2 separate regions of the Mus musculus genome follow, and region 2 is linked to region 1. The links are chromatin loops, found by intact Hi-C in ENCODE. Cell type or tissue: heart. All regions are shown on one strand.

Evidence for each region. A loop is a pair of places that touch in the nucleus more often than their neighbours do. Peaks named below come from ENCODE experiments on the same cell type or tissue, not always from the same donor. Only the 100,000 strongest peaks of a DNase experiment are listed, where the experiment ranks them.
Region 2: it touches region 1 in a loop (2.3-fold over the local background); 2 of 42 quality-filtered maps call a loop at or near these places.

What each region holds. Positions count from the first base shown.
Region 1 is chr12:72,232,822-72,240,821 of GRCm38, reverse strand. All of the region lies in intron 3 of Rtn1 (reticulon 1), which reads left to right. Among named protein-coding and RNA genes, the nearest start is that of Gm52013, 23 kb to the left of the region's middle. In heart, no CTCF peak of the experiment used is centred here; DNase peaks (open chromatin) are centred at 1,421 and 4,041; H3K4me3 peaks cover 1,184 bases; H3K27ac peaks cover 694 bases; H3K27me3 peaks cover 4,198 bases.
Region 2 is chr12:72,428,602-72,436,601 of GRCm38, reverse strand. It overlaps Gm33487 (a long non-coding RNA gene), which reads left to right and starts at 4,284. Exons shown (of 3, transcript XR_381676.2): 1 at 4,284-6,924. It also overlaps a transcript of Lrrc9 not described here. In heart, a CTCF peak has its summit at 4,188 (motif pointing right); no DNase peak of the experiment used is centred here.

The DNA.
Region 1 (8,000 bases):
ATCATTCAAAGTGGTAATGCTAGTTCTTCCCAGTACTCAACTCAGTTGTCACCTACATTCAGATGTCTGTCTGTCTTGAAAGCTCCTCCCCACTGTGGCCTGTGTATCCACTCCTCTTCAGACAGCTTATCTGACAGCCTCTGACTTCACAGCCCCCAGTGAGTAGCTCCCTTGTAGTTAGAAACACATGCTTAGGATGACCTCTGCAAATATCTGTAGATCAAATGAATGGATGAAAGAATGGATCCAGAAATCAAGGTAATGTCCTTTGCTCCCCAGAGATGATGTAACCCAGAACACATGAAAACAAGTTTCCTGAATTCCAAGTGCTAGTCGTTACCTCAGTTTCCATAGTAACAATCCATGCACTGCCTTTTTACAGCAGTTAAAGATCATAGTGGAGGTCTCTTTAAATTTTCTTATTCTATATAGCATAGAGCCAAACCCTTAGTGTTCTTTGATCATAATGAAGTCTATTTTTACTTCTGTGCCTTTACTTCCAATTGCAACATTTTGCACAGCATTAAAAAAAAATCAAGATGTTCTAGGAGAATGCTTGATATGGGCTGACAGTTATTCATCCTGGCACGGAACCTCATTTCTGAATATCCTTCTCCTACATCTTAATCATCTCTTCTGCTCTTTTGCTTTCCTCCCTCCCTCCCTCCCTCCCTTTCCCCTCTCTCCCTCTCCTCCTTTTCTTTTGTTTGTCCTTCCCATTTTTCCTGAAACAAGCTCTTGATATGTGGCCCCAGCTGGCCCTACACGCTCGTGCCTCAGATTCCTGAGTTCTGGGGTTTGAAGGCAACAGGGCCTTGTCCTATCCTAGAAGTGTCTGCTCCAACTTTCCCTTAGTAGACAGGCCCTTCCTGATTCTCCTTAGGACACAGCAGACATCCGCCATCCCATCCTCTCTCCACTTTATTTTCTGATACATTTGTCTACAAGAGTCTGTTGTGTATTTAACATTGCGTTATCATCTGTCCTTATCCATGCCAGAGCACAGGGAATTTTGAGAGTTGGGAGCTCTGTTCTGTGTCTAGAGCAGTGCTGACCATGCCGTAAGTGCTCAGATAAATATTTGTTGAATAAATACATCCGTGTAGGTGGTACTATTTTTTTCAGCAGTAAAATTCTGGAACATTGAAGACAGACACCACACAGTGTGCACTGTGGACACATCAGCCCCCAGCATTTATCTGAATCTGGGATGAGATTACAGAATTTGACTATTTTGCTTTTCTTCAAAACAGACTACGTAACGCATGACTTCATCTTGAAAACTAAAGAAATCGCTTCCTTTCCTGGCAGGCACCTAACCGAGAGTTCTGAGCTGGCTGTGGAAAAAGCCCTTCTGTTCCTCGCTTGAAGCTTGAAGGCTGTGGCAGTTCCTGCCGGCTCCTAACCAGCTTTCTCTGCTTCCCTGTGTGCTTTCACCTCGTAGGGAAATTTACATATCTTTTGTACCCGTTTTACTGCTTCAAACTTGGCAAGAGCTGCCCATCAATTCTTTGTGGATGCAAGCAAAGAAAGTATTCACTGGCCATGTTTGTGGGAAGTAAAGTCTTACTCCATAGTGGCCAATACGTAAAGCTAGAACTTTGTGTGTACCTCAGGAGTCCAGAGATGCCCAATGCTGACATGCAGTACATGTGGATCTAAAGAATTTGTGGGTCAGAGACTCTGAGTCGAGAGATATCCCCTTCCCCATAAGTCTGTTTCTGTTTCTCTATTTCCTGTGTCTTGATCTGAAGCCTCTCACTTCTTGTACCACAAGTAACAGAGCCTTACTTTGCTAACCTGCAACAACCAGACAACCTTACTTTTTACGTTCCATCAAACTGCTGTCTTCAGACTTAGCGTGATTCAGAAAAATGTGGCGGTCATTCAGCTAAACCAACATTTCTAAGTCAGGTTTGTGGTCAATAAAAAAAAAAGTGCGGCCCAAGGGTTCTGACATGACACATCCTCTAGTTGAGAAAGTGCTTGCCGGTGACTGCTGTTCTCTCCAGGGATGTGCTGAGCTTGTCGTTCCTGCTGAGATTAGCAGTGCACACTATTCGGTCTGATTAGCAATACACAGACCTGCTGGGAATGTGAGAAAGCACCGAGAACTTGGCTATTTCTCTGTTGTCCCTCTGCTGAAGGGAAGGACCTGCTGCCACCTTCACCTAGAATCCTCAGGCCATTGTTGAACTGGCAGTGCCTCGTAGTGGCCCAGGCTCCAAAGCCTGAGGAGTGGCAGGGGCAGCAACAGACTCCTGGCAACTCCTGTCCAGCCCTCTGCACTCTGAGTCTACATCAGACAAGGAGACATTGGTACTGATGCACACTCATGGACACTTACCAGACTTTTCAGTTAACCCGCTGACTGAATTCCCAGTATTGACTGGCTGTGGAATGAAGAAAGAAATGGGATGAAGGTGGAGATGCAGAACAAGGCCTCTACACCTCTAGAGGTGACTCTGAAAAGTGCTTTGTCATAATGTGCTCCCTCTCGGCTCTGTAGAAGCCCCATACTCATCCCTGGTAGGAGAGGTCAGCTGCCCAGCAATGTCAAATCATCCATTTCACCCAAAATGATTGAGCTTCCTCGGGCGTGACTTCAGATGCTACCATACAATGGTAGACAGAGGGGCCCAGCTGGTCGCTTTGGAACCTTGCAGTCTGAGAAGAATTTGCATGATTCCAAAGATGACATTGTAAAGACCATCTCCTCCTAAAAATGAAGAAGAAACTGTGTCTACAAGCACAACCAACTTAAGCCTTTGCCAATACAGGGTATGCGAATGTAAATTTGAGTCTGACTAGACTCCCTTGGAAAACTGCAGAGGCATCTAGATGGCTCCACTCCTCCAGGAGGGGGAGAAAAGTGCTCAATGACAGTGTCAAAAGACGGTGTCACAGGAAGACAGAACAGGACAGGTAGCCTTGGTGTCTAAGAACTCTTCCTTTGATATTGTTCTGTGGCCCACAAGGCAGAGCATCCTACCTTCATGCTTGTCTTGTCTCTGCATGGACCCCCCCCATTCCAAACAGAGCCCACATTCCATTCCTATCCAGTGCTATCTTATCCTTTCCTCATCAAAACCTAGCTCTGTCCTATCCACTTTCCCAAGATCTTTGTATATCCTGATAAAGAATTTGCTATGGAAGCATGCAGTGTCACAGTTAGCCACCACCCGGCATTCTCTTCCTTCTACACATACATTTGGACTGGGACTCCTGAAATCTCTGGCTAGCTATTCTTAGAAATCAACCTTATCTGTAAATTATACATATCTCCAGCCCCCTCCCCTACTGTGATCAGTCCCAAAGGGTAACCGTGTTGACAGGAAACCCTTTGCTGCTATGAGTTCTACTTAAATGTCCCCCACACTGATCCCCTGCCAATCACCAGTGACCCCATCTATGTGACATGGCAACACCTACAGGCTTCAACCTGGAACTTACAAGTCCCATCTTCTAATATTTATTCATTCATCCTACAAACAGTAGAGAATTGTAGTCCTTTGGGATTACAGTAAGATTCCACCCAGTGACTGTAGTTTGGACAATGGCAGGATGGTAGCCACAATCTTCTTCACAAGGTTTTAGATAACTGTGGAATATTCCAAACTAGAAAAAGGATTTGCCACTCCTTTGGAGACTCAGGCAGCAATCTGTGACCAACATTTTTAGAATTGGGGACAGCAGAGGCGAGCTAACAGTGAGGACTAGTGGGCATTATGCAGTAAGCTTGGCATCTGTACCGTCACACGTCCTGGACAACAGGTTTCATGTTTCTAAGAAATTTCTAGAATATGCACCATGCTGGTTAGGAATAGCCCTGGTCTCCTTAGCTGCCATCTCCACGCGGGCGTTCCTTTCCTTCCTCTCTTCTCCCGTTCTTCCGCCCCCATCCCCATACCTAGCCTGTGCGCGCGCCTCGTCGCCTGCTCTACCATCCCAGGGACAGCTCTCCCAAGGCTGCCCAGCCCGCGCCCGCCGCGGTCGCATAGAGCAGCCGCAGCAGCATCCACGCGCGCGCGCCGGCGGCTCCGGGACCGCGCTGATTCGCTGTCGCGCTCTGCGGCGCTCGTGCCCGCCCGCCCCTTGCGCGCGCGCCCGGGGCCGCTTCAGTCTGCAGCCGCGAGGCCACCAGAGCCCACCGCCGCCGCAGCCGGGCAGCGACGCGGAGTGCAAGCTCAGCGCCTGGAGGAGAGCCACGGCGAGCCCGCCAAGCCCGCACCATGCAGGCCACTGCCGATTCCACCAAGATGGACTGTGTGTGGAGCAACTGGAAAAGTCAGGGTATTCTCTTTATTTCGGTAGTGCATGCCTGCGGCGCACGCGGAACCGCGATCTGGACACGGCCATTGTGCATCATTTCACCTGTGGGACCATGCATGCTTTACTTAAACCCAGGAGCTTTCTGCGGGGGGGAGTAAACCTGTTCTTGCAAAATCGACACGAATGATATTTGCCCCCTCCCCTCCCTCCGCCCTGCCTTTATCCCCTCCCAATTCACCCCTTTGTTTTCTTGTGTATTGTGGTATTGTAAATAATGCATCATTTGCCTCCTCCGGGAGTTTTTCTGGCCTGATCATTCAGGACTTGTTTAATCTCTCAGCTGAGGAGCTAAAGTGCTTCCTTATTTTTTTTTCTGCATCCCAGTGCATTTATTTCTGCCCAAAGGTTGAGATCAGAGCCATTAACTGAGAGGGCATCCTTAGGAGAGAGGGACACACCCATTTCAGGCTTGTTATTTGTGATTACACAAAGGAAACTGGAAATGCAGACCAGCTCTCTAAATCCTGAGACTATGATGGCGTAGCCACTTATTAGGGTGGTTCGCTTTGAAATAGTCTTGTTATTGTGACTGTCATTGGAATAATCTAGATCATTTATTTATTAACAATGGCTTTCAGTGAAATAAATGGAGGGGAGAAACAAAGCCGTGGCGGCTGCCCTCGGGTCTAACAGATCTGTTTAGAAACGGTCCATATTAGCACTGGGTGTGGCCGCCCTCCAGCCTCGCTTGCTTTTCAGCCATTTTTATTCAGCCTCATATCCCACACATCCGGCTCTCCTTTGTTACATTAAGGTTTTATCCCTCACCTTGCTCACCTTGCATGAGGAGGAGGAGGAAGGGAGAATTTGCAAGAATGAATTGTATGAGGTAAAGTCCGGGGTTGGGCAGATCCAATGTCTTGATATTTAACAAATACGGTTCTGAAGAAGGCACATTGATGGAACCTGCAGGGGTTTGCAGCATCCTTGGGGACCAAGAGCACTACGTGGTGACTCTTTTTATCTTTTTCTTTTTTTCTTAGTTTCTCTCTTCTTCATCGTCATCATCTTCTAGCCAGAAAAAAAAAATGTTCTTTTCATCTTTAATGATTGTGAAGGACTTTTATTTTATTTTATTTTCTTAAGAAAAGATAAAAACAGAAATCTCAGAATTAAAAGCACGCTTGGCTTTGGCCCTTGTTTGTTGAACTGGATGTCAATGGCATAAAATACAGTAGTCTACTTTAAATCATGTGGGCCTATTAGAAACATGACTGTCAAAAGTAAATAGGTAGGCCATCAATTTAAATGCCAATAAATAAGAAATACGCAGCCACGGAGTGTAATTTCGGGAAACGATGACAGCTACATGGAATGGCACAGGCTGCACAGACGCGGGTGGCTGTAAAGTGCTTTGTATCTCCTCCTTCTGGGTGCGTGTGCCTAGACCCATCAGTTGGATGCACACACTCTACAACTGTGCCTTCATAAGAATGCCACGTTCAGATGGCTATGAAGACTGGTGATCGGGGTTTGTTTCTGAGTGTCTTCTATTTTGAACAGACACAGACTTGGAAAGATAGCAGCTTGTGTGTTTTATTTGTAGCATCACAGTGCTAAGGGTTTGGCATTGGCTTACTTTAAATTTTGAAATGAATTTTTTTAATAATCAGGAATTAGCATAAAACGCAATCACTTACCCTCTGAAGGCAATTGTGTTCCTTTCCAACCATGTAGCTACCTGTGGAGATTGATTCAGAGTTACCAAAGGGTCTTATTCCCAGTGACCTTTGATTGTCATTAGATTCATTGATTTCCTTTCCTCAAATAGAACAATGCCATTTACTTGAAAATTGGCCACTAGCTAACTAGAGAGTTCAGTGACACCAGATAGCCGTGGTGGCGAGAATGAATTACTCCTTTGTTGTCCTCCCCTGTGGGAACTTCCATCATAGACTAAAACTACAGTAGATTCTAAACACATCACCTTCACTCCAGTTCCCTATGTTTAAAGCAAATTGTTCTAATCCCCAGCTATACCTGAGAGTCACTTAGAATGCTTTAAGAAACACAAAGGATGCTGGGCCCCACCCCTAGAGCTTGTGATCTTGGATGAGTTTAATACGTATCTGGGGTTGAAGCCACTGGTGTCTATGAATTCTTAGTGTGCCCAACTTTTAGGCCAGCAAAACTCGGTGTACGGATGGCATAGGTGTGACCTAGGAGGCCAGTATGGGTAGAAGTCAGTAGACACTGCTGAAGATGCCCTCTGGAAGTGTACAGAAGCTTTGCCTGGGTAGGAAACACATGGATTTGAGGCTGCCTCTCTATCATTGCAGTTTTCATCTATAAATTACATCACTGAATTACTTCACTGAAATGTATTATAAAACTAGAGTGCATGGGTTTAGGGTGTATGTGTCTGTCTGTCTGTGTGTGCGCACGACATATATGATTGCAGTGAAAGACAGCAATGCGTGGCAGCTCACACCTATAATACCCGCAGTCAAGAGATAGAAGCATGAAGATAGTCCAAAGCTCACCTTGGACTGTAGAGCAGCACGGCATCACAAACAACAACAACACAAAACCAACGGTAACAGAAAGAGGCTAAGTCAGACATTGCCATACACACCTGTCATCCCAGCATTAGGTTATAGAACAGGGGTTCAAGGAAGCCAGGCTCACACAGAGAGGACAAGGCTAGCCCACGAGACCCTATCTCAAAACAAACAAACAGACAAACAAACAAACAACTCTAAAATTTACAGGATTTAGGTCCCCTGTCCTAACGGAGATAATCTTATAGTTTACAACGGTCTTAATATTTATGAGGCCCTTTTACTAATTTGGTCCGATCGTCTCAAACCCTGGGTGTGAGGGCTTGTTTTCACATTTCATCTCGGGGGTGATAGATGAGGCTTCTGTCAGGTGCACAGCTGGTGACAGCCGGAGCCCTGCTTCCTACTGTTCCGCCATCTGCCTCTGAGGTAGGCCGTGCTTTCCTCTGTGATTTATCGAAAGACAAGTTGTCTGAATGATGGTGAATAGCCCTCATATTCACAAGTTTCCATTTTGCCAAGTATCCTCTCAAATTTCCATTCAACTCCTGGATGGTGGGAGACTCTAAGAAGGTAAATCAAACATGCCCAGGATCTGTGAGAAGCGGTAAATTCATTAGTTAAAGGGGGCTCTCGGACCGGCATCCCCTCACCTCCCTCATGAATGCTGAGTGACAGGAGGTGAGATCCCACCCACCTCTCTGAGATATGTTCACATAGGCCCTTCTTCACAGACAGAACGACATCCAGCAGCCATGCAAGGCCCACACCCCACTTATATCATTGTCCCCATCCCCACCATCACAGACTGGCCGTCCTAAAGTCTTCTCAATATTAGCCACTTGTCAGTGACTGTGCTGCTGGTTCCTAAGCCTTCGTGACATTCCTCTCACTGTATTGGGCAGGGAATTCCAGGCTTAAGACTGAGAGGACCGGTAATTTGCCTTATATTAATATTTAACCACACAACTTAAATCCAAATGGTCCCGTGCCACAGAGATGAAGATTCATGAGCAACCCCCACCCGTGGGAATCTGTCTATACTCTGAAGACCCCTGCCCACCTCCCCTTTCTACCATGTTCAAAAAACTGTAATGGGCAGCATCTGTAGTGCTGTGGTGTCTTGGCGATCTGTTATGTGCTTAGGTGCTAAAGCTCAACTCCTTT
Region 2 (8,000 bases), 200 kb before region 1:
GTAGACCAGACTGGTCTCAAACTCCCAAAGGTCCACCTGCCCCCTCTTCCTGAGTGCTGGGATTAAAGGGGTGAGCCACTACTGCCTAGCAAAATTTAAGTGCTTGACATGTCACGGATACAGCTCCTCTGTTGGCAGCAGAGCTGGCAAGGATTTTTTTCTCTCATACTGCATGTTGTATTTTAATATTTATTTATCACATGTATGCATGCATGTGGAATGCATACATGTGTATGCCTATGTGTGGAATGCATGTGGAAGACAGAGGACAACTTTCAAGCGTCAGTTGTCCTCTTCTATTGTGAGAATCCTGGGGATTGAACTCAGGTCTCTGGGTTTGCCAGCACACTGCTGTTGAGGTATAAAGTCCCTAAGTTGATGCAGTACAACTGAATGCCTCTTATGAGTTTCAAACATTTTTCTTTTACATGGGTTCCATGTCCATATTTTTATTTATATACATGGTATTTTGATATAAACTTATTCAGAGCTTCAAATCTCATGCTATCTTGACATACACCTATGTTTTACTATATACATCTATTTAACTGGTTCTGTATTCTGCATTCTAGAGTATAACATACACCAGCCATTGTTACCTTTTGTTCTTGTTACATTCCTAATAATGGCCTCCCAGCTTGATTCCATTAAACACCACCACAGGGATCAACCAATAATGGTTTTCTGAAGGATAATTTCTCTGGGATAAATAGCAGGAATGGAACATCTAGGCTAAGGCAGGCACACTTTATTTACCAAATACTATGTGATAACTTCCCAGAATGTTTGTCCCAGACTTCCTTTCTAAAATTGTACTTGGGGAATCGTATTCTTCTTGTTGGGGAAGTTTAAGAGAAAACAAAAATCTCTGGCCAGTCCTCCAAAATCCTTTTCACAGAGTTGAAAGAAGTCATATTAGTGTAAAAGTATCGTACTAACATCGACAGATCTTACAGGCAAGCCACGTAAGAGATTACAAGTGCAGGGTGACATTGTATAGCTGAGAAGACTCAATTCATGGCTCACATACTCCAAAACTAAACAACTGGCTCTCGATTGAGAGAGCTTGGCAAGCATCCTTGGTCACACCTTTAGGATGAGCATAAAGCTTATCCTAAATTCTCGTGGTAACTCGCTTGAACCACCTGCATTAACCTAAATGGCTTGAGCTAAAGGAAAAACAAGCTAGCTTCCTGACAGAAGGCAGATGGAGACAGAGGTGCCGTTGAGTAATTAGGGCCCGGTGGTACCAAGGAAACAAGAAGAGAAGGGAGCCATCTCCCTTGAGGATTACATTTAAAAGAGATGTCCCCCAGGTCACGAGAAAGGTCGTATGTCTACACATATATAGAGTAAGACAATGAAGAATTTATAATTACATACATTCTAAAGAAAATACCTTGAAGGCAACTCAGGGAGCATATTCTCTTGCCTTCTGTGTCAGGGCATTTCCTCTTCTTATTTGTATTCACACCATCACTCTGACCTTTGCTACAGATTTGCATCCTGTCTGCCTCCACCATAAGGTCCTGAGCTCTGCCAGGGCACGGACCATCCCTCCCTCATTGGTGGTTGTAAGCCCAGCATCTAGCTTAGTAGCTGTCACACAGTAAGAACCATTGACTGTATGCTTACCAAGCTATATGCTTATTACTTTATTTAAACTATGTCATATTTACAGGTAATTTTTCTCTCTAAAATATCTCAGGTTTCCTCCATGTTAAACAAACTAAATGCTCTATGAAGGCTGGGATTTATAAAGCTCCAATTAACAACCATGACTTACTACGAGTATCTAATCCCCACTCGGCAAGATGAAGAACTTCAAACTTCTTACTGTTTTCTCATCAGGGCAAGGATTAACTGAACTCCACTGGCCATCCTTTCCGAGCAGTAATCTCATTTATGAGTGTTCTTTCCTCATGATCTAACCTCCCCAAAGCCCTTCCTCTTAATTGCCATGGAGTTAGAATTCCAGCATAAGAACTCGGGGAGACACAAACATTCTGGCCATTACATCCCACCCCTAGTTCTCTCCATGGTTTCATTTTCACGAATGGACCTCCATACCGACAGTCCCAAACTCAAGCATCACCTCAGAGCCAAGGTCAAGGGTCTTCATATCATGGAAAACAAACATAAGCGAATCTCAAGGCAAATTCCTGGTTGGCTGTAGATCTGTAAAATAAGTCAAGCAATTTGATTCTCAAATAAAACAATGGGGACAGGCACAGGAAAACCTTCTTTCCATTCTGAGAGGGAGGCATAGGAAAGAAGAATAATTCATAAGCACCATTTGTACCCAAGACTAAACAAGGAAAACATTAAACTTTCAGGTACAAGATTAAATCTTTGGCTTATTGTCCTGTCTTCTAGACACACTGGAGCAAAAGTTAGGCCCCCAGAATTCTGGGTGGCCCAGCTTTGCTGGGTAATGACCCCACTGTAGCTTTCATAGAGTAGAGTGTATATGTGTATTTCTCTCAGGAAGGAGTTGCACACTGTGGCCCTGTCAGTCTTCAGTGTGTGGTCCTATGGCTGCCTCTTCCTTCACATATCTTCTGCATTGCTTTGTTCAGGCTCCATGCATTTTCAGAGGCACATACTCTACAGATCATGTGGGCTAATCCCCCGCCCCCCCCCCCCCCCGGTCAACAAATACCAAACTGTATTCTCCATGCAGATGCAGGTGTAGTCTCCATACATCCTTGACAAGAAAAAGTGACATTCTTCCTGATGTTCTGGTGGCCGGGGACAGTAAAGGATGATGGCAAAGAGAGAAGAGAAAAGGACTTGTACGGGATAGCATTTGTTTAGAGAAAGAGTTGGCAAAAGATGGCGTTGGTCCAAGTCCAGCTTGCTCCATGGTTTTGTAGAGTGGGTTTTCATTGGAACACAGCCACATCCGTTTCCTTACCCATTACAATGGCAGCGTTCAGGAGTTACACCACAGAAACACTACTGCAGTATTTGCAGGAGCTTTGGCAACGTTTTATATCAGATCTCAGCAGCACAGAATGTGGAACAATGGTGATTTTATGGTTTTAACCAAGACTAACGATTTCAAAGACTTGAATTCAGAGTCGTTCCCAGAGTACTTGATCTGTCTGCTGAAGAACACTTGCTATCCTGCCTTTGTTGTCTTTGAGTCAGAGCACACATCAGTGAACCACACAGTTCTCTTCCCTCTTGGAACTGCTCTTCTGTTGAGGGGAATGACTTCCTTTCCAAATATTTGTTTTCTGCAACTGATTCTCTTTTACCAGCTTCTAGACTCAGGCTGAGCAGATAGTCGACAGTCTAGGGACAGCACCATGCTCATTGTGCTAGAGAGGATGGTTGATTTGGTTGACAATGTGGCTGGATCTGAAAGGAACCAAAACACTTCTATGAGGGCTAGTTGTGATCTCATTTTTTTGAAGAGGGGAGAGCCATCATCCTAAATGTGTGCAGCCCCTCCTGGTGGCAGATAGATAAAAGGAAGAAGGAAGCTTTTGCGTTTTGCCTGTTCATCTTCAATTTTTCTGGCAAGTTTAAGTTTATCTTGTTGCCAGTGTGTGTGTATGTGTGTGTCTCCCTGTACCTGTGCCTGTGCCTGTGCCTGTGCCTCTGCCTCTGTCTCTGTCTCTGTCTCTGTCTGCTTGTACGTTTCTTTAGGGAACCCTGACTAAGACACTGGTTGAGGAAAGGAAGATGGAATTGCATGAGTCCATCGGGGAGAGCATAAACAGGGGCAAATGTTTCCTGAAAAGCATTGTTCTCTATATTGAGCTGAATAGTGTCTCCCCCCAAAATTCAGAATGGAACCTCAGAATGTTATTTTATATGGAAAACTTTTTTTAAAAGGCAAATTCTTCCTATATAAACATGGCTTAGTAAATTCAGACATCATGTAGATGAAGCTGGCCTTGGACTTGGGCAATCCTTCTGACTCTGGCTTCCCAAATTCTAGGCATACATCACCATGGAAATAAGATGATTAAACATGAACCAGTTGGAAACAATACAATATTACATTAGTATGGGTCCTGTCTGAATCGAATGACTGGTGTCTAGAAAAAAAAGGCCTTGGGCAGCAGGCAGAAGGAAGAAAGGTCAAAAATCAGGGATTGGAGGGGACAGTCACAAGTCAAGGGTGACCAGATGGCCATTTACCTGCAGAAGGCAGGGAAAAGACTGAAGTCACCAAGAGCCACCAGAGGGAGCATGATACTGCTAACACTTGACTTGGGACTTCTGGATTCCAGAAGTGGGGGTGGGGTGGGGTGGGGGAGATACATTTCTGCTGTTAGTAGCAAGCCTAGAGATTTACTGCAGGGACTGTTGGGAAGCCCGTATCCCGTAGAGCTTTTAATTAATTAATTTATCGAGCAAGAAAGGCTATCTTGGGGAAACATAACGTAGGGACAACATCTTTGAGCAAAAGAAATGGAGGCTCTTCCTTCTGGGAATAATCATGGTGTGTGGGAAACAGTTCAAGTGAGTTCCCTCTGCCAGTGTCCTTGTATGGGGTCCAGACTGGGCTATGTCCCTGTCCAAAGTAAATAGGTAAATGGGAGGAGGTTGTCAGGAGCTGTTTTGCTGCCTCTCTAAAGTGGGGGAGAGAGACAGACAGAGACAGAGACAGACAGAGAGAGACAGAGACAAAGAGACAGACAGACAGAGACAGAGACAAAGAGACAGACACAGAGACAGAGACACAAGTGTCAAGGCAGGTTGACAGATTTCCTGACTGCTGAGCCATGGAGTGATAAGAGGAGGTTCGTGTGAGGCTCAAGGTGAGGGGCTGAAGATTCTGTTGACCTTGGTGGAAGGAACAGAGGCATTTGGGAGAGCAAATTATTTCTGTTAGCTTCTGGCTTTGTTTCCCACGATACTATAAAGTATATAAGGCCTAAGAAAAACCTGAGACTGCCACAGTATTGACAGGAATTTGGTCTCTGCTTCTTCTTTTCTGTCTTTCCTGTAATCATCCTCACTTCCCCCTCAGAAGACTGTTCGACCTTGCACCAGAGGTAACTACTGCTAAACTTGACTAGGTTTTGGATCGCTATGGAAACACACTTCTGGGCATATCTATGAACCAGTGTCCAAAAAGATTTCATGGGAAGGGAAGACCACCTGGAATATGGGAAATCCTTTTTTTTTTTTTTTTTTTTTTTGGGACTGGGGAGTCCCAGACCAAGTTAGATGAGGACAGCTTTCTGTTTGACTGTGGATCTAATTTGACCAGCCAGCTTTCCCTAATCAGGGCTTCTTTTCTAAGTTTGTTTGTCGGGTATGTTTCATGGCAATGAGAAAAGTAACTAGTTAAGGGCCCATCTGGGTTTCTACCAACCTAAGATCTTGCATGGGAGAGGCTTGGAGTGGTTATAGCGAGGCCAGAGGTAGGCCCAGAAATGGCAAGGCTTACCACACTAGACTCTCCTGATGGGGTTTAGGAGAGACAGAGAGTGTGGAGTTCCAGAAGACCAGCATCCAGGGCAACAAAGCAGACCACTGCTGGGCTCTGATGAGGGCTCCGATCATGTCTTTCAGAGTTTCTCTTTCCACAAACACCATATTTTCATTAAGACTTTGTAGATAACATATGTGCTTTGGTATGTGTGCTATTCTTTTATGAAACAGGCAAAGGGGATTTGAACTGTCTTCTACATTAGTCTAGATTGATTTTACCTAACTCTCCGTGTCTGCCAATCAAATGGCTCCTATTACATCACAGTTGTGGACAAGTAGAAGACTAACCATAACCAGAAACCATGCCTAACAGGGACGTGTTGGGCTCAGGTGCTACCCTTTTCTTCTTAGTCAGCAATAGCTCCATCTCAGAAGTACAGCACAGTAATTGTCAAAACAGCCCTAGGGACTGAGTGGCACCTCCAGGCCCTTTATTTTATTTCTTAACTGGACAGACTTTCATTCCTGGTGGGAGGCATGCATGACAGCCTCACTCTGATCCCTGAGTGTTCTCTGGCCACTGTGTTCACTGCCACTCCTACTTTCTTTCTCAGCTGATTAAGCCACCTGTCTGTGCTCTCGCCACCAGTGACTCAACTAGGGGCTCATCATGCTTATCAGCAGCCTTTAAACTCGTGGTTCTCAACCTTCTTAAGCCCTTCCATACAGTTCCTTGTGTTATGGTGGCCCCCAACCATAAAATTATTTTCGCTGCTACTTCATAACTGTAATTTTGCTACTGTTATGAACCATAATGTAAATCTATTTCAATCTGCTCTCAGGTCTCTAGAAGTCTCACGTTTGGAAAGCAGTAAGTGTACATGGTACAATGGCAGCAACTGTGTACAGGGTACAATGACAGCAAGTGTGTACAGGGTACAATGGTAGCAAGTGTGTGCATGAGACAATGACAGTTTTCTTTATGACAGAGACCTGTTTACAAATGAAAGTTAGTTCAATTAAAAACAATACCTGTATAGGAGTTATTTAAGAGAAATTACTAATATCTTTCCCATATCCAGCTCTTTCAAAGGGATTAACCATTAAGTGTGGCTCCCACTCTGTCCCAGTGCTGCAGGCTCTCGCTTGAGTCCAGAGCAGAAGGAAGAAGGGAAGGTGAGAGACATGAGATCGCTGTGCCTGAGATTGCATGTGCTTAGCTTTGGGGCGTCCCTTCCCTGGTACGTTCTTTCCTTCAGCTCTAGTGGTTATATAATTTGTCTGCAGCCCTTGTTTCGAATGACTCTGTGTTCCAGATTGTCATTAAGAACCTTCCAGCTAGGCGGGACATTTAATGAAATAAAAGCCCATCCTTGCAGTCTTTCAAAACAGTGGTGCTTGATTTTATCATGGGTTTTCTTTCCATTCCCTTTCCCTTTTAGCTTAACTAAGTTGCTACACAGCGGTAGTGCTATTTGAGCCCAAGTCACATGAACTCAAGCCTGAACTATAAAAGGATGCTTCAAAGTAAGAGTTTATTGATTCTTGAAGATGACAATAATGTAGTTCTCTTTTTTGTGGAATACCAAACAACATTTATTAGTTTTTAATTTAGAATTTAACCAAGATGTTCCTTAGTTCTTGCCTAGCATGTAGAAGGGCCTGCGTGCTATCCCCTAGTACACATAACGAGAACATTTTTTTTTTTGAGACAGGATCTCACTATGTATCTCTGGTTGCCCTGGAACTCATTAACTATATAGACCAGGTCGAGCTTGAACTCACAGAGATCTGCCTGCCTTTGTCTCCTAAATGCTAAGATTAAAGGTGTGCGCCATCATGCCAGGTAAGACTTTCTGATTATAACAACTGTCCTCAAACCTTTGGATTGGATCTCCTTCTTACTTTTAAAAATTACTGAGAGATTTTATTTAAAATTTGGAAATTTAAAAAGTGCATAATGATATAGCTGAAGTTAATCTACTCTAGAGGCTGAAGCAAGATTGCTCTAACTAATATCTTACAAGTCAATATGAAATAATGTATTTGCATGAAGTAGCCCTATTTGCTACACGGAAACTTTAATGAAATACACATTATTTTACAGTTTTGAAATTCTTTTTTTTAAAAATAAAGATCTATTTACTTATTTTATGTATGTGAGTACACCGTAACTGTCTTCAGACACACCAGAAGAGGGCGTTGGATACCATTACAGATGTTTGGGAGCCACCATGTGGTTGCTGGGATTTGAACTCAGAACCTCTAGAAGAGCAGTCAGTGCTCTTAACCACTGAGCCATCTCTTCAGCCACAAGTTTTGAAATTATTAGAGATAGTTGACTTAAAAGAGACCATGGTTTATCAAACTGCATTTGTATCTAATGTCTTAACAGAAACAAATCAGCTTTGACTCAGGGGCCCTGATAATGTCAGCCACCGTTGAAAACCACTGGTTTAGAGCAGCATTAGGCTCATGTAGGAAAAATGACATAATAATCATGATTAACAGTGAATACATTTAGAAAGCTTAGATACTAGTCGATTAGTTATTAGGACATAATTTTACAATGTATTTTACACTGTTTCTTCTCTGGGTTTGAG